2 separate regions of the Homo sapiens genome follow, and region 1 is linked to region 2. Evidence: chromatin loops called from intact Hi-C (ENCODE). Cell type or tissue: Calu3. All regions are shown on one strand. Links, peaks and the distances in the headings refer to the core of each region. The heading gives the core; the rest is flanking DNA. Region 1 has its middle 930 kb from the start of LINC01911. Region 2 has its middle 920 kb from the start of LINC01966.

Region 1 (8,351 bases), core at 325-8,324, 100 kb after region 2:
ATCACCAAGGCAATGGGAAAATGTCTCCAGGCCATGTCAGACACCTTTGTGGCAGACCCTCCCATCACAGGACCAGATGCCTAGGAGGAAAAAATGGTTTCGTGGGCTGGACCCAGGGCCCCTCTGCTGTGTGCAGCCAAGGGACTTGGTGCCGTAAGTCCCAGCCACTCTAGCCATGGCTAAAATGGTCCAAGATACAGCTCAGCTGTGGTTTCAGAGGGTGCAAGCCCCAAATCTTGGCAGCTTCCATGTGGTGTTGGGCTTGTGGGTGCACAGAAGTCAATAATCAAGGTTGGGAAACCTCCACCTAGATTTCAGAGGATGTATGGAAATGTCTGGATGTCCAGGCAGAAGTTTGCTGCAGGGGCAGGGCCCTCATGGAGAACCTCTGTTAGGGCAGTGCAGAAGGGAAATGTGGGGTTGAAACCCCCACACCAAGTCCCCCTGGGGCACTACCTAGTGGAACTGAGAGAAGAAGGCCACTGTCCTCCAGACCCCAAAATGGTAGATCCAATGACAGCTTGCACTGTGCACCTAGAAAAGCCACAGACACTCAATGCCAGCCCATGAAAGCAGCTAGGAGAAGGGCTGTACCCTGCAAAGCCACAGGGGTGGAGCTGCCCAAGACCATGGAAACCCACCTCTTGCATCAGTGCCACCTGGAAGTGAGATATGGAGTCAAAGGAGATCATTTTGGAAGTTTAAGATTTGACTGCCCCACCGGATTTTTGACTTGCATGGAGACTGTAGCTCCTTTGTTTTGGCCAATTTCTTCCTTTTTGAATGAGTGTATTTACGCAATGTCTGTACCTGCATTGTATTTAGGAAGTAACTAACTTGTTTTTGATTTTATTATATCAATTTTGATGAGACATGAGAGTGGTCTTAATTAGGTAATGACAGGATAGAGAAAAAAAGTAGATGATGTAACAGATTAGGAGGTAAGATGAAAATGATTTGTGGTGGTTTGAAGAGAGATAATGAAACTGCCTTTCAAAAATTATAGTAGTAAAAGAAATTTGACATAACTGACTCCATCTTGCACCTACCAGGCTAAATTGCTTTTGCTCATTATTGTGTGGAGGCCATCATAGTCCTTTTCTTGAGCTGATTTCCTCCTTGTTGAAAGATAAAAACTATATTTGTAAAAAGTAGTAAAAGGCCACAAGTTTAGAATCATGGTAGGGGCCTGAACTTTGCTAAGGAATAGGTATGGTTAAATGATAGCCATCCATTGCCTGCTTAGCTTGTTTAGTGTCCCAGAGTCATGTAACTGAGGTTACAAGATGTATAACTCCCCCAACTGCTCCTATAGATAACATCACTATTATGAGACCTAAAGGATTAATCTTTGAGATATTTTTCAGATGTAGCATTTTGATAGACTGAGAGATGCCACTTGAACCTGTGTTCCATACTAAGGACTGACTCAACTGGTCCTGCACCCTCAGCTGGGTACGGACTCACCAGCAGCTTTGTCATCCTTGTGATTTCATTCCCAGCCAACCCATTGTTTCAGTTCCCCAGCCCCCTCCCCACCAAAGTACACTTTAAAACCCTAGCCTCTGAATTCTCAGAGAGGCAGATTAGAGAAATATCTCCTGTCTCCTTGCTTGGCTGGCCCTATGACCATTAAACTCTTTTTTTTCTGGTTCACCTCCTGCTGTTCTCAATGTATTGACTTTTCTGAGCAGCAAGTGAGAAGAACCTGTAGGGCTGCGGTGGTAAAGGATGAGGGAAGAGATAAGAATGATACAGAGGTTAGAAGATAGAACGTCTGGGGATACAGACATTCACTGGAATACGTATAAGAGGAACCAGAAGCAGGCAGCCCAAATTGTGTACAAAGAGATCAGTTTTAGATAAAATGGGTTTAGCAGGACTATGGAGTCAGCCTTTAAGTGGAAATGCCCTATACTCAATTGTATAAACTGAATTGAAATCTCTCAAAAGACTGGTCAATTTTACCTTCTCCATTTTGCTTTCTAAGTATCTTCTTCAACAAAACTGAAATTCTTCTTACTATTTTATTTATGCCCAAGCACATCATGATATTGTTTCAATAACATTAATTAACTACCTTAAATTGTATTTGTTTTAAATGTTGTAACACTTTCCATGTCAACTTCAAATACTACCACTGATATGATTTCTATTGAAGCTGGTATTTTAATTTACATTTTACAGATGAGAAAATTGATGCCAAATTGTTAAGTGATGCACTACATTTTATAGTCAGTATACAGAAGATTCTTGAGACATTTCTAATTGCCTGATTTCTAATCACCTGTATTTTTCTCAGTTGTGTATTTTTGATAAAGGGTATGGATAACATAATACTTCAAAAATATTACTGGCTCTTTTCTCTACACATTTTCTTGTCATTAGCAAGTAGTTGTGATATAGGTTTTGAGTAAAAGTAGGTCCATTTTGACTACCAATATTTTAATTGGCCATTGTATAAATACCACTAAAATACATAAATCTTAAATGTCTAGCTTAATAAATCTTACACAGTGAAGTACTCAGAAGCCTCCATCATGTTCATTCTCAGAAACTAAATACCCAAACTTAAACTAATATTCTGAATTTTGTTATAGAAACTGTTGTATATTTTGCTTTTTTCAAACAAATGGAATTATACGAACTTTACTTTTTATGGTCTGACTTCTTTTGCTCAACATTTTGTCTAACATGTTGTATGCGACAGTAATTATTTTTGAAAAAAATAGCTCTATGGTATTTCTGTATGTAAATATACTACAGGTTGTTTGCTTATGTTTCTGTTGATGGGCATTTTGGTTGTTTCCTGTTTTTGTCTGAGATGAACAAAACTGCTATGAATTCTGCTGCATGTATTTCGGTGCATGTATGTGCATATGTTAACTGGCATGGAATTGCTGGGTTTACAGAATTGTGTGCATGGTCACTTTTAACAGGTAGTACCAAATATTTTTACAAAATGACTGAACTAACTTATACTACCAGGTATAGTATATAAAAATTCCAGTTGCAACACACTTCTGCCATCATTTGATATTTCCAACTTTTCTTTTTTTTTCATTTTGGTCATTCTGGTGGGTGTGTAGTAATCTCATTTTGATTTTAATTTTAATTTCCTTGATGAATAATGAAGTTGGGGAACTTTTCATATGCTTATTGACCATTCTGACAATCTCTTTTGTAAAGTGTTGTTCAAGTCTTTTGACAATTTTTCAATTGGGTCGTCTGTCTTTTTAATCTCAATTTGTAAGAGTCCTTTATACATTCTAGATAAGAGTCCATTGTTAAATATATGCATTGCAAATTTCTTCTCCCACTCTGTGGATTGCCTTTTCACTCTTAATATTGTCTTATGATGAACAGAAGTTTTAAATTTTAATTTAGTAGAAATTACAAATCTTTGTCTTAATACTTTTTTTGTTCTGCTTGAGAAATTTTTACCTGTCTCAAGTTCATGAAAACCTTTTACTGTTATCTGTGGTGTATTAACTTTCAAATTTAGATTATGAGTCATCTAGAATTGGTCTTTGACTATGCTGTGAAGTACTGGTCAAAGTTCCTTTTCTTTATATTTGAATATAAAATTGATTCAACATTATTTAAGATTCTTTTTCATTAAATTGCAGTACCACCTTTATCATATAATAGCTGACTGTATATTTGTGACTTCTCTTTTGTTTTGTTAATTTTCTAACCTATTCGTTTCAGTTTCTCTAGATTTATTAAGTCTTCATGTATACTTAATATACATTCTCCAATTTTATTCATTTCCTCATAGTTGTCTATGCTATTCTTCATCTATTGAACAGATGAATCAGTTCAGAAATAAAACTTTTGAAATTGTGACAAAAAGTAACAATTAGAGGACAACAATTGCTTTTATTGTATTGGCAGCTAATTCACATTAGCTTATTCTGACCATGTTTTGAAAGATTTAAGGAAATTACCGAAACTAACACAAACAGAACGTTACTGCTATCTTGACACTTGTCAAAATATCCAGTTTCTGATTCCTCTTTTTCCTTTATGTAAATAATGTATGGGCTGTTTCCTATTTATGGTATAAAACTGCTTGTGACTGAAATACTGTTTTCAATTAAAGTTTTGCATACTCAGCAGCATCAGATCTATTCTTATCTCACCAACCTCTTATTCCCCATATTCTTTTATTTCTACCATTCCCACAGCAAACTGTTATAATATGGTTTTTATCAACTTCTGAAAAAAAATAGTCTTTTATATGCTAAAATACATTTTGTGGTACATCTCATCTGGATAAAATGATGTAGACTTACATCACCCTCCTCCTCTCCACTAAGTACAATGACAAACTGGAAATAATGCAGTAGGAGATCAAATGGGGAATGGTGAAAGGTGGAAAGAAGGAAAACTGGTTAGAGACTCTGGGATTGCAGGAAAAAAAAAAGGGACAGGGTGTCTTGTGACCTACACCCAACAGAAGACGATGACTCAGTCCTGCATTTCCTGACTATCAACCTAACCACAGAAGGTGGCCTAGGTGGGTGCATTCCTTCTCTGGACTGACCTCAACAACCTCAGGAAAGTAGGTCAGCACAGCAAGGCCAATTACTCAGGAACCAGGCTGACAGCAAGAGTGTTCCCTTTTCCTTCTCCTACTAGGCCTGAGATTTCCCTTCTCCACTCAGAAACATATATGGGTACATACAATAGGCTGTCCTTCTCATTAGTTTTATAAGCCGTATTTTAAGATTGATTAAAATATAACACTATCTGATATGCAAGACGATATTTAAAAGTAGGAAAGGAAAAAGGACATAAATGAAGTTAAGGTTTCTGCAATTCACTGAAAGTGGTAAAATGTTGATATCATTAGACTGTGATAAGCCACATATGTATATTATAATAACTAGAGCAACCACTGTGAAAACTAAACAAAGAGATATGCTCAAAATAAATCAAGATGTAAACCTAAAAAATAAAAAATCCAAGTAATCTATAGGAAGTCAAGAACAACAAAACAGAGACCCAAGAAATAGAGACAACAAACAGAAAATGGATAATAAAAAGGCAGATTTAAGGTCTAATGTATCAATAAGTACAACAAATGTAAATAATCTAAACACACCAATTAAAAGGTAGAGATCAATATAGTTGATAAGAAAATATGACCCAATTATATGGCATTTAAAAGAAAAGTATTTCAAATTTAACAATATACGTAGGTTAAAAATAAAAGGATCGAGAAAGACATACCTGTGTAAATGCTACCAAAACAAAAAGCAGGAGTGGTTGTATTATTATCAGATAAAGCAGACCTCAGAGCAAAGACAATTACTAGAGATAAAAAGGGGAATTATGAAATAATAAAAGATCAATCTGCCAGGAAAACATAATAATGATTTGAAATGTATATGCACCAAAGAAGATACTCTGGATATAGATGAAACAAAATCTGATAAAACTTAAAGGAGAAATAAAGAAACCATCAATTATAATTAACAATTTAAAACTCCCCCCACCCCCCCAGCAAATGAAAGAATGACTACACAGAAAATCAGCAAGGATATAGATCTAAACAATGCAATTAGCCAACAGGATCTCATTGGCATATATACAATAAGCCAACCCATAGCAGTAGAATATACTTTCTTTTTTTAAGCACCCCTGTCCTGGGCCATAAAGCAAGCCTTAACACATTTAAAAGAATTAACTCATACAGAGTATGCTCTCTGAACATAATGGATTCAAACAAGAAATCAAAGATACAGAGACAACAGGAACATCTTTAGATACTTGGCATAATATCCAAAAACTAGAAACAAAACAAAACCCCGATGTCCTTCAGTAGATGAATGATTAAACAAATGGTGATACATTGATACCATGGAATATACTTTGCAATAAAAAGAAATAAACTATGGATATCACACAAGTAGAGACAAATCTCCAGTGAATTCTGTCGAGTGAAAAGAAGCCAATATCAAGTTTATATACTGTATGATTCCATTAATATAACATTTTTGAAATGACAAAATTGTAGAAAGTGGGGACAGGTTAGTGACTATCAGGGTGTGGATGGGGGGAGAGTGGAAGAGGAGGTGGGTGTTACTATAAAAGAGCCACATGAGAGATAAGAGAAGTGAGGGAACTGTTCAGTATCCTTCCCATGGTAGTGGGTATATAAGCTTACGTATATAACCAAATTTTATGAAACTAAACACACACACATATACACAGACACACACATGAGTACAAGTGAAACTGGGAAAAATTGAGTATGATCAGTGCATTGTATCAGTGTAAACATCCTGCTTGGTGATTTTGTATTATGGTTATGCAAGCTATTACTACTAGGGAAAACTGGGTAAATGGTACTCTGGAATTTTTATTTCTCACAACTGCATGCAAATCTACAATTATCTCAATATAAAAAGCTTACTTAAGTAATACACAATGTACTTTAATGTATTATTTATCCCTTGATATAAACACCGTTAATAATATTAGCCGCTTTTGAACATAGTTCAATTTATACATAAAATATTTTAAGGTATAATTTTTCACTGAATTAAACACAAAGGCTTTAAAAGAATTCACTAATGAGGAAGTCGAAAAACAACAAATGCTTATGGTCCTTTCGTTTTTCCATATTCAATGATTTTCTCCTGATACCCCTTCTTCCACAATACGTGTTCCTTTTTTAACATTACGAAAATAAACTTACTTCTCTGAAAAAGCTGTTACTTGCTTTACTGTAATGTAACTTTTAAATGTAATTTCTGTAAGAAATGTTGTCTTCTTTCTTATTCAAGCCCCACGGACAAGATGGCAAATAATAAGAAGAACCTATTGTAATGAGAGTAATAATAATAGCCTCTAATTATGTTTTAAGGTACTGGTTTGAAATTTATATTTAATTTTAAGGTATTGGTTTGAAATTTATACTTTATTTCAACATTAAAATATCATTTGATTATAGCTTGGTAATTAGGCAACTCACCATAAATTTTATAACTTTGGTATATATAAATTTAACAGATACACACACACACATGCACACACACACACATTTAGTTAGGTACATTAAAAGTTAGCTTTCTCTCCATTCTCAAATTTATAAGCAGGAGGCAGAATGGGTCTTTCAGTTTTTGAGAACCAGCAAAAGAGTGTTGTTGTAGCAATATTGAAATTTTGTTTTAAAATTCTTTGCTAGTAGAATGAAGGTGTAAGAATTGGCAGCTTCAATTCTTGCAGTATGTTATCACCGTACTGTCAGAAGAGCTCATTTATGCCAATTCTGATGAAACTGGCTGTGTTATAAATCAAGCATGAGCCAGGGGTTTCTTATGTCAACAATGCATTTCAACTCTTACCTTATTACCACATTTTTTGGACTCTACAGGATAATATCTTTTAAGCTTTTTATTGCTTGCGTGTGAAATCTCAAATAATGTTGCCAAATGCAGCAAAAGTTCAGGGCTGTTTCTTGACATTGGTTTACTGAATGCTGATCTGTGAAAGTTTGAATGCCTAAATCCTTATCTATCAATGAGATCGATTAAACCTCACCCATTGCCTTGATGAAACCTTTCTTCATTGTGTAGATTGTGCTAAAAGATTCACTAAAGTATGTGATGTCGCACAAAAATTGCTTTTTCTCAAATATCCTCTGTAAATTCTGAGTACATGTGAACTATTCGGCATGGAATGTGTAATCATTATGCAGTAGAAAAGAAACATTATATCTGAATTTTGCAAGTTATGTTGCCTTTGAAGAAAGCCATCTAAACAGAAGCTAAATTTAGAGTTAATTTATTGGAAAAATGATAAAGTATATTGACAACACAAGTTTCCACAAGATCCTAGTCTAAATAGAAAACCACACTGAAAATTTCTGGGGGTAGTAGAAAGGTGAATCATTTTATAAGAATGAGACAGTGTATGACAAGAGAAACATACATCAAAACATGCTTTATTTACCTTCCATTAGAATGTCTTCCTATGAGAAGGTTAAATACTTCAGGAGAGGGATAGGATTTTTCTCATGTTAACTAATCCAGACAAAAGTGAATAGAGATTTGCTTTCTTCAGCATTTATTGATATTAATTGCTTTATTGAACTAGCTGTGGGAACAGGGATTTCCCAATGCCAGCATAAAGGATCATTATTTATAAGCTAACTGATCCCACAAATTCTACACTTAGCTCAACATTTCCGTTGGAAATACTGAAAGAATCTTTTTAAAAATGTTATATTTCAGCCTTCATACTGTATGCTAAATTACATAAGCTAAATGATAAAACATTTTCCAGGAAAGGGGAATTTTAAAGTCTCACATACTAGGCTTCAAATCAAGCTCTGAAAT
Region 2 (8,351 bases), core at 107-8,106:
ACATAGTGATCAAGGACAAATGAGAGAACTAGCTGTGTGAGAGCTCTAGTACTTGAATCTTTTTACTTTTCAACCCACTCTCCCTTCCTAAGTTAATATGTACTATTTGTTCAATTAAAATGTATATTTATTCAAACACCTAATATGAGCCCAGCACCAGAAAAGCCCATTTACTTGCTCTTTACATATAGTAGTCCCTCCTTATCCAAGGGGAATATATTCCAAGACCCCACAGTAGATGCTCGAATTTAGTAGCTAGTACAGAACACTACATATACTGTGTGTTTGTCCTATGCATTCATATCTATGATAAAGATATCTACTTAATTTATAAATTAGGCACAATAAGAGATTAACAACAATAACTGTAATAAAATAGAACAATTATAACAATATGCTGTAAAAAAAGGTAAAATAAAGGTTAGCAGAACTCAAGCATCAAGATACCATTAAGATCAGCCTGATCGCTGAGTCACTGACTAAGTGATTAAGGGGCTAGGAGCATAGACACCTTGAATACATTGGACAGGAGGATGATTCACATCCTGGGCAAGATGGAGCGAGACGATATGAGATATTATTATACTATTCAGGACAATGTGCAATTTAAAACTTATGAATTGTTTATTTCTGAGATTTTCTATTTAATATTTTCAGATATTAGTAGGTTGCGGATAACTGGAACCCTGGAAAGAGAAACTGCTGATAAGGGTGGAATACTGTATTTAGGGCACTGATTTTGTTTCTTAAAATTATCAGTGCAAGAGAGTAGAAGGGAGTCTTGAGGCGAAAAGTTTTCATTTGATATTATTGAAGGCAGAACTTTTGTCCCCAAGATCTTTTCTCTCCTGGTTATGTCACACTATATGGAAAAAATGGATTTTGCAGAAGTAATTACAGTTACTAATCTGCTGACCTTAAGATAGGAATATTTTCCAATGTAGGCCCAATTTAATCACATGAGCCCCTAAAAGCAAAGAACTTTCTTTGGCTGGAGACAAAAGATATGGCAGAACAGAAAGTCAGAGACTCAAAACATTTATGACTCACCTTTGCTGTCTTGGGATGGAAAGGACAGCATGACAAGGAACACAGGTGGCTTTAAGGAGCTGAGAGATGCTGGTAGAGCATAGCTAGCCAGGAAATAGGGACTGCAGCCTCCCAGCCACTAGATATTGGGTTCTACTTATAAGCAGATTTCTCTACCTCCTCCCCAACAGCCTCCAGATAAAAGACCAGGCTGGCTGACACCTTATCTTCCACCTGGTGAGATCGGAAACAAAAGAATCAGTGGAGCCCATTCAGGCTTCTGAGCTACAAGAACTGTGAAAAATTCAATCTGTTGTGTTAAGCTTCAAAGTTTGCAGTAATTTGTTATGTCACTGATAGGAAAGTAATAATACACATGTAATAAATCATTTCTCCAGAAAACACACACATGTGCATGCACACACACACACACATACCCAATGACTATGGATGCCACACCACTCTGCTGTTTGAATTTTACAGTCAAGTGGGCATAATAAGAAAAAATAAGGTTTGGAGTGGTAGCTCACACCTGCAATTCCAGCACTTTGGGAGACCAAGGCAGGTGAATTCATTGAGCCCAGGAGTTCAACGACAGACTATGCAACATAGTGAGACCTTGTCTCTACAAAGAATACAAAAATTAGCCAGGCATGGTGGCATGATGGCATGACCCTATAGTCCCAGCTCCTCATGAAGCTGAGGTGTGAAGATTGCTTGAGCCCAGGAGGTGGAGGTTGCAGTGAGCCATGATTGCACCACTGCACTCCAGCCTGGGCAACAGAGTGAGACCCTGTCTCAAAAAAAATCAAAACAAAAAGAAGAAAAAGTAAAAGAAAGAAAGAGAGAGACAGGGGGAGAAACGAAAGAAGAAAGAAAGAAAGAAAGAAAGAGAAGAAAAAAGAAAGAAAAGGAAAATCAGAGGACAGCCTTTAAAAACTCATCTGACTTTTAATCTGAGCAGAGAAAATAGTGGCAGCAAATTTCTTTTTGTCCCCATCATTAAATGGAGTAATAAAGTCCACATCTAAGCATTTTGTGAGAATTAAATGTAATTTTCTTAGCACATTTTCAACGCTCTGTATGTGATAGTATCCCTTTCTCCTCCTTCCACTCCCCAACTGAGGCTGTCACTTGATTTTATTGTACCTGTATATTTACAGGGTTATACATCCTAAAAAAAATAAATCTGTAATATAAACAAGGAATTGGCAAACTTGGCAGTGAATCAGTATCATCTCAAATGCTTGTTAAATATAGACTCTTCCAACCCACACCACACCTACTGACTGTGAGTCTCCAGGGGTGGTCTTCCAGGTATGTGAGTTTCTAACATGTTCCCGAGGTGAGTCGCATGCAGGGCACACTGAAGAATCATGCAGCTCGGGTATGGCCAGACTTGATCAGAATGGAGTTATCAATGCTGAGTTATGTGAATCTGCCAGATGGGTAGTGTGGCTCCACGTCATGGCTGAGGACAGAATCATCGCTCTTTTTGGCAGTCAGGTAGGCTGCTCCATCTGCTCTTCATAGATTCCGCCAGCGAGCTAAAGGAAGAAAAAGGAACTTTGTTCTTTCTACCTCTTAGTTTAGAAGGTTAGGTAGGAGGGCATTACTATAAAAGAAGAAGAAGAAGAAAAGATAATGCCATAGTGGGACTACTCAAAATCAGACCCAAAGCTGCTGAGTTGATAGCTGTCGTTGTAATTCAGCTGTGGTTGAAGTTGGAAAACCTGCTGGGTTTGTGGGAACCAGCCTCTAGTAGCAACTGTGACCGTTATTTTTCTCTTTTATGGTGTTTCCTTTTAAACTATGTTTGAGATCTTTGTTGTAGACGTATACCCTGTGGCACCAGCCTGGTGTGTGGAGACATCAGTGAGATACAGCACATAAAAGGATATAGTGTAAGTGTGACGAATCACAATGACAAGGCTGAGTTGGTAACTTGTGAATGATAAAGTGAATTGAAAACTCCCTTCCTGTGACAGTGCAAAGGGAAGATGGGGGGCAACCTGAAGATTTGGACTGTGTTCTTTTCCCTGGAAAGTGTGGCCACACACACTATGTGCCACCACGTCCTGATCAAACATCCAAGGTCTGCATTCACTCTGTCCAAAATAAATATCATCTGCCATCAAGTGCACACATTATTAGCAACAGGCTACATGAGTTAATCATTCATGAAGGTGGGGAATTTGGCATTGATCCAACATTGAGCAATGTGTGAGTAAGATGAAAGAGCCTTGCCTAGGTATTCAGAAGAAAGACCAGTGCAATCAACAAAGCAATGCAGTTATTAAAGCCCTCCCATGGTGAATAAATACAAAATCATCAATGACAGCTTTGGAAAAAATACTTTCCCCTGTAGTGACCTCTTTGTACCCCTCCTGTGTTTGACTTAAGAAACAAAATTTTAGTTTATAAAAATAAATGAAAAATCAAGTCATATCCCAAACATCAAACAAAACGAATTCAAGTAACACACTGAGTTTTACTTCTGGCTTGTGCTTGACATGAAGAAATGGTCATGGCTGCTTTTTGGCATCTTTTCAACTGGACTTTCTTAACGGGACTTCCAGGATGATGTTAATTCAGAAAAGAGTTACAAAATAAAGGTGCTTTGAAGAAAAGAAAGCAAGGCTGTGGTTCAAATACAATGGATTCTTCCAAGACTTGCTTTGTGGTCACTGTCAGTTGTATCATTGTCTGGAGCATCGCTTATGAGCCAGGTACCGAGAACATGCACTAACTGGCTGTACAACATAGTGAGTTCTTTTGTTTTACAGTTGGAAACATACTGCTGTATCCCTCTCCTTATCTTGTACAAATTTAACTTGATTGGTTCCTTTCTGCCACACAAATAAAAAGAGAAAAAGACTCTTTCAGAATTGTCAAACTTGCTGATAAAATATTTCAGAATTATGAAAAAATAGCATATTGAGCTATATTAGATGTACAGTGTTCATTGAGCCACAGAGGGCACTACAGTGTCCCACAATGATTGGAGAACAGTGGTGAGCACAGTCCTGGATCCCGCAGAGTCACCACAGCCAAGGTAGGAATCCTCCAGACTCTGACACTCAGAAGTTGTCTTTCCCTGTTATCCCTGCTGCCTAGATGCTCTCTGATGTGGTGATTTTCTCAGCTGGGACTCTGATGTTTTCTCAGTAGCTGGTGGTCCCTTTGGTTGTAGTCAAGTATGGCATCGAGAACTACTTCTGAATGCCTGTTCACGGGAAACTTCTCAATTCGGCACCATGCTACCCACCTTTTATTTTTATTTTTTTTTAAGACCACAGCATTGCTAGAATTTTGAATGAAATATCTCATCGAATGTATTGATCCTTTCCATTACTATTTCCATTTGTAATCTTGGCCCCTATACCAGTGATATCAGTCAAAATTACACACACACACACACACACACACACATACATATATAATATATACATACATAGATATATGTGTATATATATGTGTGTATGTATATATATATGGAGATAGAGATGGATTTTTAAGTAATTGACTGATATGATTGTGGGGTGGCAAGTCAGGCAAGAGTTCATGTTGCAGTCTTGAGGCAGAATTTCCTCTTCTCTAGGAAACCTTGATTTTTGCTCTTAAGCTTCAACTAACTGGATGAGTCTACCCCATATTGTGTACAGTAATCTCCTTTATTTAAATAAATTGATAGTAGATATTAACTATACCTACAAAATATCTTCACAGCAACACTAGCTTAGTGTTTGATTAAGTCACTGGGTGTTATAGCCTAGCCAAGTTGACACATTAAACTAATCGTCACAATCTCCACCTATGGACAAAAATGCTCCACCACTTTGGTTGAATTCTTAAGAAATCTGCTTTATAATCTTACCCAGAAATATGGATAGAACTATGAACCACTTTCTATCTTTAGCTCTCTTTAGAGAGCATTCCTGATTGAGAGTAATGACTTCTAACCTCATTCTTTTTCATGACTCCTCCTTTGAGAATTGTTGAAAACTATGGGGAGTTCTTTAGGGGAAGAAAAAAATTCACATATATAAATGTAATATTTCAAGTATTTCCTTTAGTAGACCTTGTACCTCAGTTTACACATCTTTGCTCCAGATTAAGGACTGGAGAAACAAAACAATCTCTACTTTATTTTGAAGTTGAATTTATTTTCCTCCTCACTGTGTACATGGCTCAATCACATATCCTTGCAAGTTGAATTAAAGTTAATTGAAAAATAGATAAGGTCAGTTGAAGCAACAAGCAAAGCTTATACTGTATCATTGTAGATAATTTAAGACATGAGGAGGTCAATTACTTTAAAAGAAAATACTGGCTTGAAAAGTTATTTTTACTCCCAAGGTTCGTAGGAAACTTTTCTTAATAACTGTAACCTCAACAAAGGAGAATGTTATTTTAATATACCCTAGGGGGCATACAATTTTAAAAAGGTTCCTTTTAAAATCCAGATCAGTAAGCTATATCTGAACTATGGAATCACCAGAAACTTCAATTGACCACCATGCTTTGCTTAAGAGTGCAGACATGAGACATTAAGAGTTGGGTTACTGTGAATTATTTGCATTATTTGAATTATTAGTGTGGAGATAAAATGAGTCTTTGTATCATACCTTTAAAAACTCCATTTATAATTAATTAAAAATTTAATCTTAAGTATATATTAGAGGATCTTCCACCTAAATTCAAGAGTGGTTTTATGTCAATACTATTGGTTTTAATAACTGTAGTGCTGGCCAGGTGCGGTGGCTCATGCCTGTAATCCCAGTACTTTGGGAGGCCGAGGCGGGAGGATCACGAGGTCAGGAGATGGAGACCACCCTGGCTAACATGGTGAAACCCCGTCTGTACTAAAAATACGAAAAAAATTAGCCAGGCACGGTGGCGGGAGCCTGTAGTCCCTGCTACTCGGGAGGCTGAGGCAGGAGAATGGCGTGAACCCAGGAGGCGGAGCTTGCAGTGAGCCGAGATTGCGCCACTGCACTCCAGCCTGGGCAACAGAGCAAGGCTCCGTCTCAAAAAAAAAAAAAAAAAAAAAAAATTGTAGTGCCATTCAGTGTAAGGTGTTTTATGAACAAAATGTTGTTTTTAAATGTCAGTTTTGTGTAGACACTATATAAATATAATATTGTATCTAATAGCTATATTCTTCCATCAGAAACATAGGAAATTTAATTAATAGACATGTGGTAGTATGTATTTTTGAATTATTTATTTATTAAGAGCTGTGTGTCAGAAAATTCAAAAACATCTCATAAGTTCTTGTAAAGTAGGTACTCCTATTCCCATCTTAAAAAGTTATATTGAGACTCAGCAAACTTAAGAACCTATTTCATGTCATTTCTATGATACAAAATCAAGGTAGAATTTGATCCCAGGTGTGTTTGACTTTGAGCCTCCTGCTTAAATCTCGTATTTGGCGGCAAGTTGTAGCAGATGATCCCTAGAGTCTATTTCAGTCCTATTGCCCCATGACTTTTGAAAGACTTGAACTGAGAAAGATGGTTTCAAGTCTTTTTAGTTATTGTTTTAAAGTCAAAAAGCTCATCTGGTAAATAAGCAAGCAGCTCTTTGGTTTTGAAAATTGAGTGCTGAAAATGCTAAGGTTAACAAGAGGGAAGCTAGAAATGGGTCTCAATACAGAGGTTGAGAAAGCTAGTATATGTATGTAAAGATTTCTTGGCAAATAGCCTATATGGGCATTTAGAGTTAAGACAAAAGATTCGAGTTACTTGAAAAGATAGAGGGTCAGTGAAGATATTCAGGGAACAGGATGAAGTAATTACAGCTGGGAAATAGAGAAATGAGCTCAGGCTCTTGTTTTGGATATAAGAAAAAGAAGGGAAGCAGAGAATAGCAACAATTTCTGTGGTTCGCATGGCCAATCCATTACTCTTCCCAACTTCTCTCCTAATTTCATTCACATTCTCATGATTTCTTCCAAACACTTGGCTGATTATAGTAGAAATGACACATTATTTCATTGAACTCCCAGCACACTCTTGTTAAATATATTCCCTTAACAATAACTGTTTTAGTTTTTGTTGGAAAAATTATAGCTACACAAGCTAGTCAATTACTATATCTGATAATAGTCAAGACTGACCAGTGGATAAACATGCTAAACTACAGCCGAATTAATATTTTGCTTCATATTTATTTGTTATACAAATTATAACATGGTTCCCAAAGCTTTGTTTAGACTAAGAGGTACTAATTGGAGCTGATTGATAGAGGCCTAAAAAGTATTATAAACTTATCTGAACCTCCTGTTAATGCAATGTTTATTGGGCTTATACAATAAAATAAATTAATTTAGATGATAAAAATTTGGAATTTGAGATAATCCACTCAGAGTCTGGGCTAAGTGGGTTTCATATGTATTAGGAAGGAGTGTGCTTTCTGAGTCAATTAATAAAGTAAATATTACATTGGGGAGCATTAAAATATTCAATGCAGAATGAAAGCTATTTTCAAGCATCTTCTAGAACAGTATTTCTGTACTAGAAGATGGGGGTAATTTTGCCGGAAGGGGACATTTGAAAGTGCTGGAAACATTTTTTTGGTTTTCACAAGTATTGTATTTTTTGGGGGGTGCTACTGGCATCCAGTAGGTAGAAGCCAGAGATGCTGCTAAACGTCCTATAATACACAGGATAACCCGCCGACACCAAAGTATTATTCAACCCAAAAAGCCATTAGTGCTGTGGCTGGGAAACCTCTAAAAGCACCTATTTATCTTATATCAGTATGTTTATTATAAACTATGCTTATCCAATCACTAAAGTAGGCCCCCTAAAACTTCTACTAGGAGGTTCTTTGTTGGTCTAGGTTAGTTATTGCCTTAGAAGTCATTAATGATTCCGTCCATTATTCTTTCAGTATATTAAGACTGTAACGGAAGACGTTGGCGTTAGCTTATGGGAGTATACAGAAATCATTCCTATATCATCAACTCTAATATGGAAACCAAAAATACATAAGAATGACTAAAGTAAATTATTTTGAAACATCTGTATCGTCACAAAATTCATAAATTTAAGCTTGTCTTTTCCTCCTTAGACTACATGTAATCTAAATGAAAATTTGATTCAGTTTTTTCAATTTACACAAATATCTGTCTTGAATTTGAAATAGTTGGATTTATTTGAGAAAACAACTTTTAATAAAATTGAATAGTCTTATAGTTGGGTTTAAAATAATTATATGTTGTGTAACATATGCTATGAGAAAATCAATGCACCTTAATGATAGAACCACAGTTATTACGATTATTTTTGCTATTTATTATTTAGTAACCTGATTAC

Evidence for each region. A loop is a pair of places that touch in the nucleus more often than their neighbours do. Peaks named below come from ENCODE experiments on the same cell type or tissue, not always from the same donor. Only the 100,000 strongest peaks of a DNase experiment are listed, where the experiment ranks them.
Region 1: a loop joins it to region 2, with 3 times the contacts of the local background. A loop is called at or near these places in 2 of 110 quality-filtered maps.

What each region holds. Positions count from the first base shown.
Region 1 is chr2:145,902,050-145,910,400 of GRCh38, forward strand. No RefSeq gene overlaps it. Among named protein-coding and RNA genes, the nearest start is that of LINC01911, 930 kb to the right of the region's middle. In Calu3, for the core only: no CTCF peak of the experiment used is centred there; a DNase peak (open chromatin) is centred at 4,512.
Region 2 is chr2:145,797,389-145,805,739 of GRCh38, forward strand. No RefSeq gene overlaps it. Among named protein-coding and RNA genes, the nearest start is that of LINC01966, 920 kb to the left of the region's middle. RefSeq lists an enhancer at 2,344-3,543. In Calu3, for the core only: no CTCF peak of the experiment used is centred there; a DNase peak (open chromatin) is centred at 3,213.